2 separate regions of the Homo sapiens genome follow, and region 1 is linked to region 2. Evidence: read pairs that join two places in POLR2A ChIA-PET (ENCODE). Cell type or tissue: Caco-2. All regions are shown on one strand.

Evidence for each region. ChIA-PET counts read pairs that join two places held together with the same protein. Peaks named below come from ENCODE experiments on the same cell type or tissue, not always from the same donor. Only the 100,000 strongest peaks of a DNase experiment are listed, where the experiment ranks them.
Region 1: POLR2A ChIA-PET joins it to region 2 with 15 read pairs; 4 of 35 experiments call an interaction of 5 or more read pairs at or near these places.

Annotation. Positions count from the first base shown.
Region 1 is chr19:45,151,939-45,156,938 of GRCh38, reverse strand. It overlaps NKPD1 (NTPase KAP family P-loop domain containing 1), which reads left to right. Exons shown (of 5, transcript NM_198478.4): 4 at 1,023-1,154; 5 at 3,164-5,000. It overlaps LOC105372420 (a long non-coding RNA gene), which reads right to left and starts at 3,360. Exons shown (of 2, transcript XR_935986.2): 1 at 3,271-3,360. RefSeq lists enhancers at 609-1,326, 3,509-4,134 and silencers at 2,063-2,289, 3,818-3,877. In Caco-2, no CTCF peak of the experiment used is centred here; DNase peaks (open chromatin) are centred at 2,258, 2,628, 3,118, 3,848 and 1 weaker place; H3K4me3 peaks cover 2,062 bases.
Region 2 is chr19:45,282,219-45,287,218 of GRCh38, reverse strand. The region is part of intron 12 of MARK4 (microtubule affinity regulating kinase 4); the gene reads right to left. Among named protein-coding and RNA genes, the nearest start is that of MARK4, 33 kb to the right of the region's middle. In Caco-2, no CTCF peak of the experiment used is centred here; no DNase peak of the experiment used is centred here.

The DNA of each region.
Region 1 (5,000 bases), 130 kb after region 2:
ATCTGGCAGAGCTGGAATTAGACCCGCCTACCCACACCTCAGTAGAACTACTCCTGAGTCTGCTTCCTGGCCTCCTGGCTCTGCCGCCAGGTGTGGCCCGTTTCCTACAGCCCACCAGGCCTCTCTGAAAGTGGCTGTGTTACCCCCACTGTGCACCACAAAGCTGGCCCCATGTGTCCCCCCAAGACTGAACCCTACCTTTTTGATACCCCATTTCCAGGTCCAAGAAGCAACCCTCACTGGGGGACAGGGTGCCCTCTGCAGAGTGGATGCCGTAGTGCCAGTGCCTGGTCCCCAGGGCCCTAAATGGCCACTGGAGACCATGACATTGACCAAGGGCCCGGCGCTGGCCAGACCCTTTGGCATTCCTGCTCCCTGGTGTCTCTGCTGCCCCACTCTTCAGAGGGAAATGAGCCTCTCAGAGGTGGCTCTCCCTGGGGTCTGCAGACAAAGGCGGTGGGGCTGGGACTGGAGCTCCAGTCTGGTCATCTCTCTCCCAACCCTGGGCTCAGGTGGGATTAGTGACTTGCCAGCATGATGGACAGGACGGTGGGAGGAGCCTGCGGCCCAGGGCCTCTCCATGCTCTGGCCGGGCCAGCAGAGCAGGCAGGAGTGGCCTGGAGTCCTGCTGATGGTGGAAAGTGGTGTCTTGGCATCTGAGGGCCTCGTATCCCAAATAAAGGCCTTTGGGATTTTCCCCGGGGGAATCACGGGCTAGTGACCAAGCAAGCCTGGTGACCTAGGGCCAGGAAAGCTGACTTCCCGCAGCCTCAGCCTCTGGTGTGTGGCTGGGGGGATTCCAGCCTCCCAGCCTCAGCCTGGTGGGACCCAAAGGGGCACAGCTCGCCCTGGAGGTGAGGGCCACTGATGGCCACAGAAACCTCCACTGCAGGGTTTGACCTGAGTCCCCTTTGCACAGGGTGCCAGGAAGGGGCTGATAGTGGGGGCCATGGAGGGCAGATGGGAGGAGGGTGGTGCCTGGCCAGTGGTCCTGACTCAGTGTCCCCACTCCCAACCACCAGACATCCTGACAGAGGATGACGTCTACTGCAGCTGCCTGGCCAAGACACTCTGCCACGTGCCGGTCCCTGTGACCGTGGGTTTCTATGCCCCTTTCGGCTGCCGCCTGCACATGATGCTGGACAAGATCACGGGTGAGGAGCTGTGTGTGTTTGTTGGGGGGAGGATGAGAAACAGGGCCTCTGGTCCCCGCCCAGCTCCAGGCTTCCCCCAGATCCCCCCACCCCTGTGGCCAGCCTGCCCCAGCCCAGGCCCTCCCCAAGCCCATGCCTCTACCCCGGGCTCTGCTTCTCTGGCCTCCTGGCTGCCCCCAAGTTTTACCCTTCCCTGCTTCTGCCACCAAATCCACTCCAAGGACTCTTTCTGAAGGACAGATCTGACCCTGTCCCTCCTGTGCTTGGTGCCTTCCATGCTCCCCAGCACCTGAGGCAGAAAGCCCAGGCTCTTTATTGAGGCTGCAGGCTCCTGCCAAGCCCCTACTGGCCTCTGTGCCACCCAGACCCACCTCTTAAGGCTTGGTGGTCACAAAGTACCTGATACATAGATGCCAACTGAAGACATGAACTGCAACCCGCCAGGTTCCCCAGCAGCTTTTTTTTTTTGAGACGGAATCTTGCTCTGTCTCCAGGCTGGAGTGCAATGGTGCGATCTTGGCTCACTGCAACCTCCGCCTCCCGGGTTCAAGTGACTCTCCTGCCTCAGCCTCCCAAGTAGCTGGGATTACAGGCGCTCACCACCACGCCCAGCTAATTTTTTGTATTTTTAGTAGACGGGGTTTTACCATGTTGGCCAGATGGTCTCGATCTCTTGACCTCATGTGATCCGCCTCAGCCTCCCAAAGTGCTGGGATTACACATGAGCCACTGCACCTGGCCTTTTTTTTTTTTTTTTTTTTAAATGGAGTCTCACTCTGTCGCCCAGGCTGTACTGCAGTGGCGCAGTCTCAACTCAGTGCAGCCTCCACCTCCCAGGTTCAAGCGATTCTCCTGCCTCAGCCTCCCAAGTAGCTGGGACTACAGGTGCCCACCACCAAGCCCGGCTAATTTTTGTATTTTTAGTAGCGATGGGGTTTCACCGTGTTGGCCAGGCTGGTCTTGAACTCCTGACCTCATGTGATCCGCCCACCTCGGCCTCCCAAAAAGTGCTGAGATTACAGGCGTGACTCACCGCGACTGGCCTCCCCAGCAGCTTTGATCTGGATCAAGCCCTGCTGGAGCTCAGACCTCAGCCCCACGTGGGGCCAGAGGGGCTGGGACTGACGTTCCTCCTACGTGTGCCCAGCCCTGGTGCAGGCCCAATAGCCTTTCCTTCCTGTACTGACTGTCCATTGAGCACTCACTGTCCTGTCCTGTGTTGTCACAGGGTCCCGGGAGGAGAAGAGGATATAAAGAACAGAGAGTCCCTACTCCTCCTGCTGGGTGCTGTAGACACTCCCGCTCATTCACTCTGTGACCTCAGATTTCTCATGATCTATTGTTCAGGCATTCCCTAAGCACCTTCTGGTGCCCAGGGGACACGGTGACCAAGACAAGCAGGACCCTGCCCTTCCGGCTCACAGTCCAGCAGGGGAGAGAGACTTGTCCTCAGACAGTGATGACCCAGAGTAGGAATGGCTGAGGGCCCCCGACCCAGCCTGGGGATCAGGGAGGGCTTCCTGCAGGAGGAGCAGTTAAGTCAACAAGATAAGACCGAGGGTGTATCCTGCTGCCTAGCATAGCTCCTCCTCAGCATCTCATTCATTCATCCCTTACACCGACCACTTGTCCCCTGCCCCACTCTCAGAACCTTCCCGGTGCCCTCCACACCCTCGCTCCGCCTCCAGCCTCTTGCCCATCCCTGGCTCTTCCTCGTATCTCTTTTTGCCTCCTCCCATCTCTCCTCTGCCGGCTCTACCTCTGCCCATCCCGACCCCACAGCCTGGCCTTCAGACCGCTTCCGGTCCAAGCCCGGCTCCAGGCCTCTCCACGCCCCCGCTTCTGCACCGGCTTCCAGCTCTTTAAGGAGCGGCCGCGGCTCGCTTCCAGCCCCTCGCCTCTGCTGGGCGCCCCTCGCCTCTCCAGGAGCGCTCCGCCCTGCCCGTACTAGGCCCCGCCCACCCCGGCGGGTCTGCGGCTCACGCGGCTCCCGGGCTCCCTTCCCGCAGCGCTGATGCAGCAGGAGGCCGCGCAGCGCGAGAGCGAGGAGCTGCAGCACGTGCAGTGGCGGCCGCGTGCCGTGAGCGGCTGGGGCGTCCCGCAGCTACTGTGGTACCTGGTGTTCCTGCAGCCCATCATCACCGAGGTGCACCTGCGGCGCAGGAACGTGCAGTTCCTTTTCATCCGCTTTAGCGCCTGGCAGTACGCGGGCACCGACAAGCTGTGGGCCGGCCTGGTGACCACGTTGTGCGAGGGCATCCGCCGCCACTATGGCGCACTGCCCTTCAGCGTGTACTCGGTGCTGGGCAACAAGCCGGCCACCAGGCAGGACTGCTGCCAGAGCGAGTGGCATTGTCGGCGCCGCGTGTGCCTGGGGCTGCTGGCGCTGCTGGCGGCGCTGGGCCTGGGTGTGGGGCTGCTCTACTTGTCACTGGGCGGCCACGCGCTGGGCCACGGCAGCCCGAGCGGCAGCCTGCTCAAGGTGTTTGGCGGCGCGGCCACCACACTGTCGGGCTCGGGGCTGCTCATGGCCGTGTACTCGGTGGGCAAGCACCTGTTCGTAAGCCAGCGCAAGAAGATCGAGCGGCTGGTGTCGCGTGAAAAGTTCGGCAGCCAGCTGGGTTTCATGTGCGAGGTGAAGAAGGAGGTGGAGCTGCTCACCGACTTCCTGTGCTTCCTGGAGATCTACCAGCGGCGCAGGCTGCGCGTGGTGCTGGAGGTCACCGGGCTGGACACGTGCTACCCGGAGCGCGTGGTGGGCGTGCTCAACGCCATCAACACGCTGCTGTCCGACAGCCACGCGCCCTTCATCTTCATCCTGGTCGTGGACCCCAGCATCCTGGCCGCGTGCCTAGAGAGCGCGGGCAACATGAAGGGCACGGCCGATAACGGCTACCTCTTCCTCAACCGCACTGTCACGCTGCCCTTCTCTGTGCCCATTATGGGCCGCCGCACCAAGCTGCAGTTCCTGCACGATGCGGTGCAGAGCCGCGACGACCTGTTGTACCGCGAGATGACGCGCAAGCCGTGGCTGCCGGGGGACGCCGGGGGCGAGAGCGCGCAGCTGCTGGCGGTGCAGGCGCAGGCGGGGACGGAGCGCGGGCAGGGCCGCATCGACGACGAGGCGGCGCGGCGAATCCAGGAGGCGCTCTTCTGCCTTCACGACGAGCGCGACTGCCTCTACGAGTACGTGCCCGACAACGTGGTGTCCATGCGGCGCATCGTCAACACCGTGCCCATCACCGTGCGCCTGCTGCAGCAGCAGCAGCAGCAGGGGGACTTTGGGGGCCCCACGCCGCGCCAGGCGGTGGCGTGGGTGGTGCTCGCCAACCAGTGGCCGTGCCGCCTGAGCTGGGCGCTGCAGTGCCTGGAGGACCGGCAGCAGACCGGGGGCGCGCCCGAGGGCCGCGCGCGCCTCTGGGACGTTTTCCGCGACAACAGCCGCGAGCTGCACACCATGACCAAGGCGTTGCAGAACGTGCTCGACCTGGACGGCGACCCCGAGCTCTTCGAGCGCTTCCTGGGCGCCGACTTCCCCTTCACCGTGGCCGAGGCGCAGAGCCTGCTGCGCTGCACGGTCAACCTGGACCACTCCATCCGCCGGCGCATGGGTCTCATCCGAGCCGTCAGCGCGCTCAAGCCGCCCAGCCCGCCCAAGTCCCCTACCCGCGATACCCCCCACGCTGCCCACCGGGCCAACAGCGCCTCCAGGGCGCCCCCGTCGGGCCGTGCCTCAGGGCAAGCCGGCGAAGGCCACCACACTGGGGACTTGGCCCACAGGGGCAAGCTATGGCCGGTGGCCTGTGCGCTCTTCCGTCCAGGGCAATCCAGCCCAGGTGGGCCTTA
Region 2 (5,000 bases):
TTTTTTTTTTTTTTTTGAGACAAAGTCTGGTTCTGTTGCCAGGCTGGAGTGCAGTGGTGCGATCTCCGCTCACTGCAACCTCCACCTCCTGGGTTCAAGCAATTCTCCTGCCTCAGCCTCCCAAGTAGCTGGAATTACAGGTGTGTGCCACCCCACCTGGCCTGTACCATTAGACTGGGAACAGCCTAAATGCCCCTTAGTAGAGGAATGACTAGATAAGTCAAGGTATTTCCACAGTGGAAAATTATGCAGCTATAAAAAAGAATAAGGAAGCACTTTATGCACCAGTACAGAATGATCTTCATGACGGACTGGAAAGTAGAAAAGGCAAGACAAGAGATGGGTCAACAATGTGTTATCATTTGTCTACAAAAGCAAAAAAGTGTGTATCTATATCTACTTGCTTATATATGAATATCTCCAAAGGACTATAACTTGTTTCAAAAGGGGAGAATTTATTGTTTTTATATATCTTAAGTTTCCTTCTTTTTTTTAATTTTTTTATTGAGACAGGATCTCACTCTGTTGCCCAAGCTGAAGTACAGTGGTGTGACCTCAGCTTGCTGCAACCTTGGCCTCCTAGGCTCAAGCCATCCTCCCACTTCAGCCTCCCAAGTAGCTGGGACTACAGGCACACACTACCATGCCCACCTAATTTTTGTATTTTTTTTTGTAGAGACAGGATTTCGCCATGTTGTCTAGGCTGGTCTCAAACTCCTGGACTCCAGCGATCCTCCCACCTTGGCCTCCCAAAGTGCTGGGATTACAGGCGTGAGCCACCGCACCCGGTCCCATATTTATCTCTTTACATGTTTGTTTATGAATAAAATCTCTCCAAAGGAATTCATATTAAAACCCATAACAGGGCCAGGCGCGGTGGCTCACGCCTGTAATCCCAGCACTTTGGGAGGCTAAGGCGGGTGGATCACAAGGTCAGGAGATTGAGACCAGCCTGGCTAACATGGCAAAACCCTGTCTCTACTAAAAATACAAAAATTAGCTGGGCATGGTGGCATGCACCTGTAATCCCAGCTACTTGGAAGGCTGAGGCAGGAGAATCGCTTGAACCTGGGAGGCAGAGGTTGCAGTGAGCAGAGATCACACCATTGCACTCCAGTCTGGCAACAGTGCGAGACTCCGTCAAAAAACAAAACAAAAACAACAACAAAAAACCGTAACAGTTGCTGCATTTGAGAAACTGGGAGCTGGGGATATGTGTTGGATGAAGACTTTTTCACTGTCTATCCTTTCCAAACTAACACATTTTCAAGGATGTTATTGTATGAACAATTTCAAAAGCAACACAAAATAATTCTGGTCTCTAGGAACATCTTAGGAATCTACTGTTTTAGAACCCGGGGGTGAAAAGTGATCTCAAACTTGAGAGGGTCAGAAGGTCTGCTTGTTACATCCTCAGGAGCGATACATGCTCAGAAGTCCCAGAACCACAAGCTGAGAGCTCTACAATGACAATGACAGATACCTGGCACCTGCCAGCAATCCCTCTCTGAGAATCCCTGGAACTCAGGTCTCAGTGTGGGGAGTTCTGAAGGTTACCACGTTCTAACCATATGATACCAAAGTCACAAGCTCCTTAGGAACTTTCTGGGCACGCCCTGTCATTTTACAGGTGGGAAAGACAAGACGCAGGGGCAGGGAATGGTTTGACCTCCAGCAATGGTGGGGGTAGGGCAGAAGCACCACTTCCCGTGTGGGGCTCATGCTGGGTCTCAGATTCCCTGACACCTCTCTCCTCCCTCACTTCAGTGTGGAGGGGAGGTCAGAGCGCAGGCTTTCAGCAGCCACTTTGTGCAATGTGTCCTCCTGTGCCCCCATTACAGCAGATTAATCCCAACTGGACTCGATATCAGAGCTCCATCCTGATCCTGATGAGTGGACCAAGGAGATTCTAGCTAACACTTGGGCTGGATTCTTTTTTTTTTTTTTTTTTTTTTTTGAGACACGGCAGTCTGGCTCTATCGCCCAGGCTGGAGTGCAGTGGCACGATCTGGACTCATTGCAACCTCGGCCTCCCAGGCTCAAACCATCCTCCCACCTCAGCCTCTCAAGTAGCTGGGATTACAGGTGCACACCACCATGCCCAGCTAATTGTTTTGTTTTGTTTTTGAGACAGAGTCTTGCTGTTGCCGCCCAGGCTGAAGTGCAATGGCACAATCTCGGCTCACTGCAACCTCTGCCTCCCGGGTTCCAGCAATTCTCCTGCCTCAGCCTCCCAAGTAGCTGAGATTACAGGTGCTCACCACCACACCCGGCTAATTTTGATATTTTTAGTAGAGACAGGGTTTCACCATGTTGGCCAGGCTGCTCTCAAACTGCTGACCTCAGGTGATCCACCCAGCTCGGCCTCCCAAAGTGCTGGGATTACAAGGCAAGAGCCACTGCGCCCAGCCTAATTTTTGTATTTTTCTGTAGAGATGAGGTTTCATCATGTTGCCCAGGCTGGTGTCGAACTTGAGAGCTCAAGTGATCCACCCAATTCAGCCTCCCAAAGTGCTGGGATTACAGGCGTAAGCCACTGCACTCAGCCCTGGGCTGGATTCTAAAACTGAGATGTAAGAAATCTAGGAGCGGGCCAGGCGCGGTGGCTCATGCCTGTAATCCCAGCACTTTGGGAAGCCAAAGCCAAAGCAGGTGGATCATGAGGTCAGGCGATCAAGACCATCCTGGCTAACACAGTGAAACCCCATCTCTACTAAAAATACAAAAAATTAGCTGGGCGTGGTGGTGGACACCTATAGTCCCAGCTACTCGGGAGGCTGAGGCAGGAGAATGGCATGAACCCGGGAGGTGGAGCTTGCAGTGAGCCAAGATTGCGCCACTGCACTCCAGCTTGGGCAACGGAGCGAGACTTTGCCTCCAAAAAAAAAAAAAAGAAAAGAAATCTAGGAGTGGCTGGGCACAGTGGCTCACGCCTGCAATCCCAGCACTTTGGGAGGCCGAGGCGGGTGGATCACCTCAGGTCAGGAATTCAAGACCAGCCAGGCCAACACGGTGAAACCCTGTCTCTACTAAAAATACAAAATTAGCTGGGCAAGGTGGCTTGTAATTCCAGCTCGGGGGCCTGAGGCAGGAGAATCAGTTGAACCTGGGAGACTGAGGTTTCAGTGAGCCACCATCGCACCACTGTACTCCAGCCTGGGCGACAGAGTGAGACTCTGTCTCAAAAAAAGAAAAAAAAGAAGAAATCTAGGAGCTGAGAGATCTAGAAAAAGATAAGGTGAGATATGTAAGACAGAGAAAAAAAAGATTAGACAAGCAGACAGCCTAGTACCTGTCCCAGAGTAAGAACTTCACCCCTGCAGACAAGCAGGGCTGTAAAACGAACAGAGTTGGAAAACACCCTGAAAGTTCCTCAAACTATTATTAAACACACAGTTACCAGATGACTCAGCAATTCCACTCCCAGATACGTACCCAAGAGAAATGACGGCAAAACACAGCCACACAAAAACACGGATACAAATGTTCACAGCAGCATCATTCACAACAGCCAAAAAGTGGAGGCAATCCACGTGTTCATGAATGGATAAACAAAATGTGGTCTATCTATGCAATGGAATATTACTTGCCAATGAAAAGGAATGAAGTGCTGATACCCATATCATGGATGAACCTTGAAAACTTTCTGCTAAATGAAAGAAGCCAGTCACTGAAGGCCACACATCGTGTAATTCCATTTACCTGAAATGTCTAGAATAGCCAAATTCATCGACATAGAAAGTAGATTAGTAGCTGAGGGTGGAAGGGGGATTGGAAGTTGATTTTTTTTTTTTTTTTTTTTTTTTTTTGAGAGGAAGTCTCACTCTTATCGCCCAGGCTAGAGTGTAGTGGCGCGATCTCAGCTTACTGCAACCTCCGCCTCCCAGGTTCAAGCAATTCTCCTGCCTCAGACTCCTGAGTAGCTGGGATTACAGACGCCTGCCACTACGCCCGGCTAATTTTTGTATTTTATAGTGGAGATGGGGTTTCGCCATGTTGCCCAGTGGTCTCGAACTCCTGCGCTCAGGTGATCTGCCTGCCTCAGTCTCCCAAAGTGCTAGGATTACGGGCATGAGCCACCATGCCCTGCCTGGAAGTTGATTGCTAAAAGTTGTGAATTTTCTTTTTGGGGTAATGAAAATGTTCTGAAATCGGTCATCATGATAGATGTACAACTCTATAAATATATTAAAGCCACTGAATTGTGCACTTTTTAATTTATTTTTTGAGATGAGGTCTCGCTCTGTAACCCAGGCTGGAGTACAGTGGCGCGATCACGGCTCACCACGACCTCGATCTCCTGGGTTCAAGTGGTCTTCCTACCTCAGCCTCCCAAGTAGCTGGGACCACAGGCGTGTACTACCACACCTAATTTTTAATTTTTTAGGGGGCGGGGTGGCGGAGTCTCGCTCTGTGGCCCAGGCTGGAGTGCAGTGGCGTGATCTCGGCTCACTGCAACCTCCACCTCCCAGGTTCAAGCAATTCTCTGCCTCAGCCTCCCGAGTAGCTGGGATTACAGGTGCCCGCCACCATGCCTGGCTTTTTTTGTATTTTTAGTAGAGACAGGGTTTCACCATCTTGGCCAGGCTGGTCTTGAACTCCTGACCTCGTGATCCTCCCACCTCGGCTTCCTAAAGTGCTGGGATTACAGGCGTGAGCCGCTGTGCCTGGCCAATTTTTAATTTTTTTGTAGAGACGGGGTCTTGCTATGTTGCCTAGGCTGGTCTAGAACTCCTGGGCTCAAGCAATCCTCCTGCCCTCAGCCTCCCAAAGTGCTGGGATTACAGGCGTGAGCCACCATGCCCGGCCTGAATTGTGCACTTTAAATGGGTACGTTGTTTGGTATATGAATTTTAACCTTAATAAAGCCGTTAAAAAAAATAGAAGAGAGGGTTAAAATTTGATGAGTGTGTGGGTGAAGGGACCTCTCAGAAGTCTCCATGCCTAATGGGTGCTGATGGTGGTGTGTATCCTTTTTTTTTTTTTTTTAATTTTTTTGA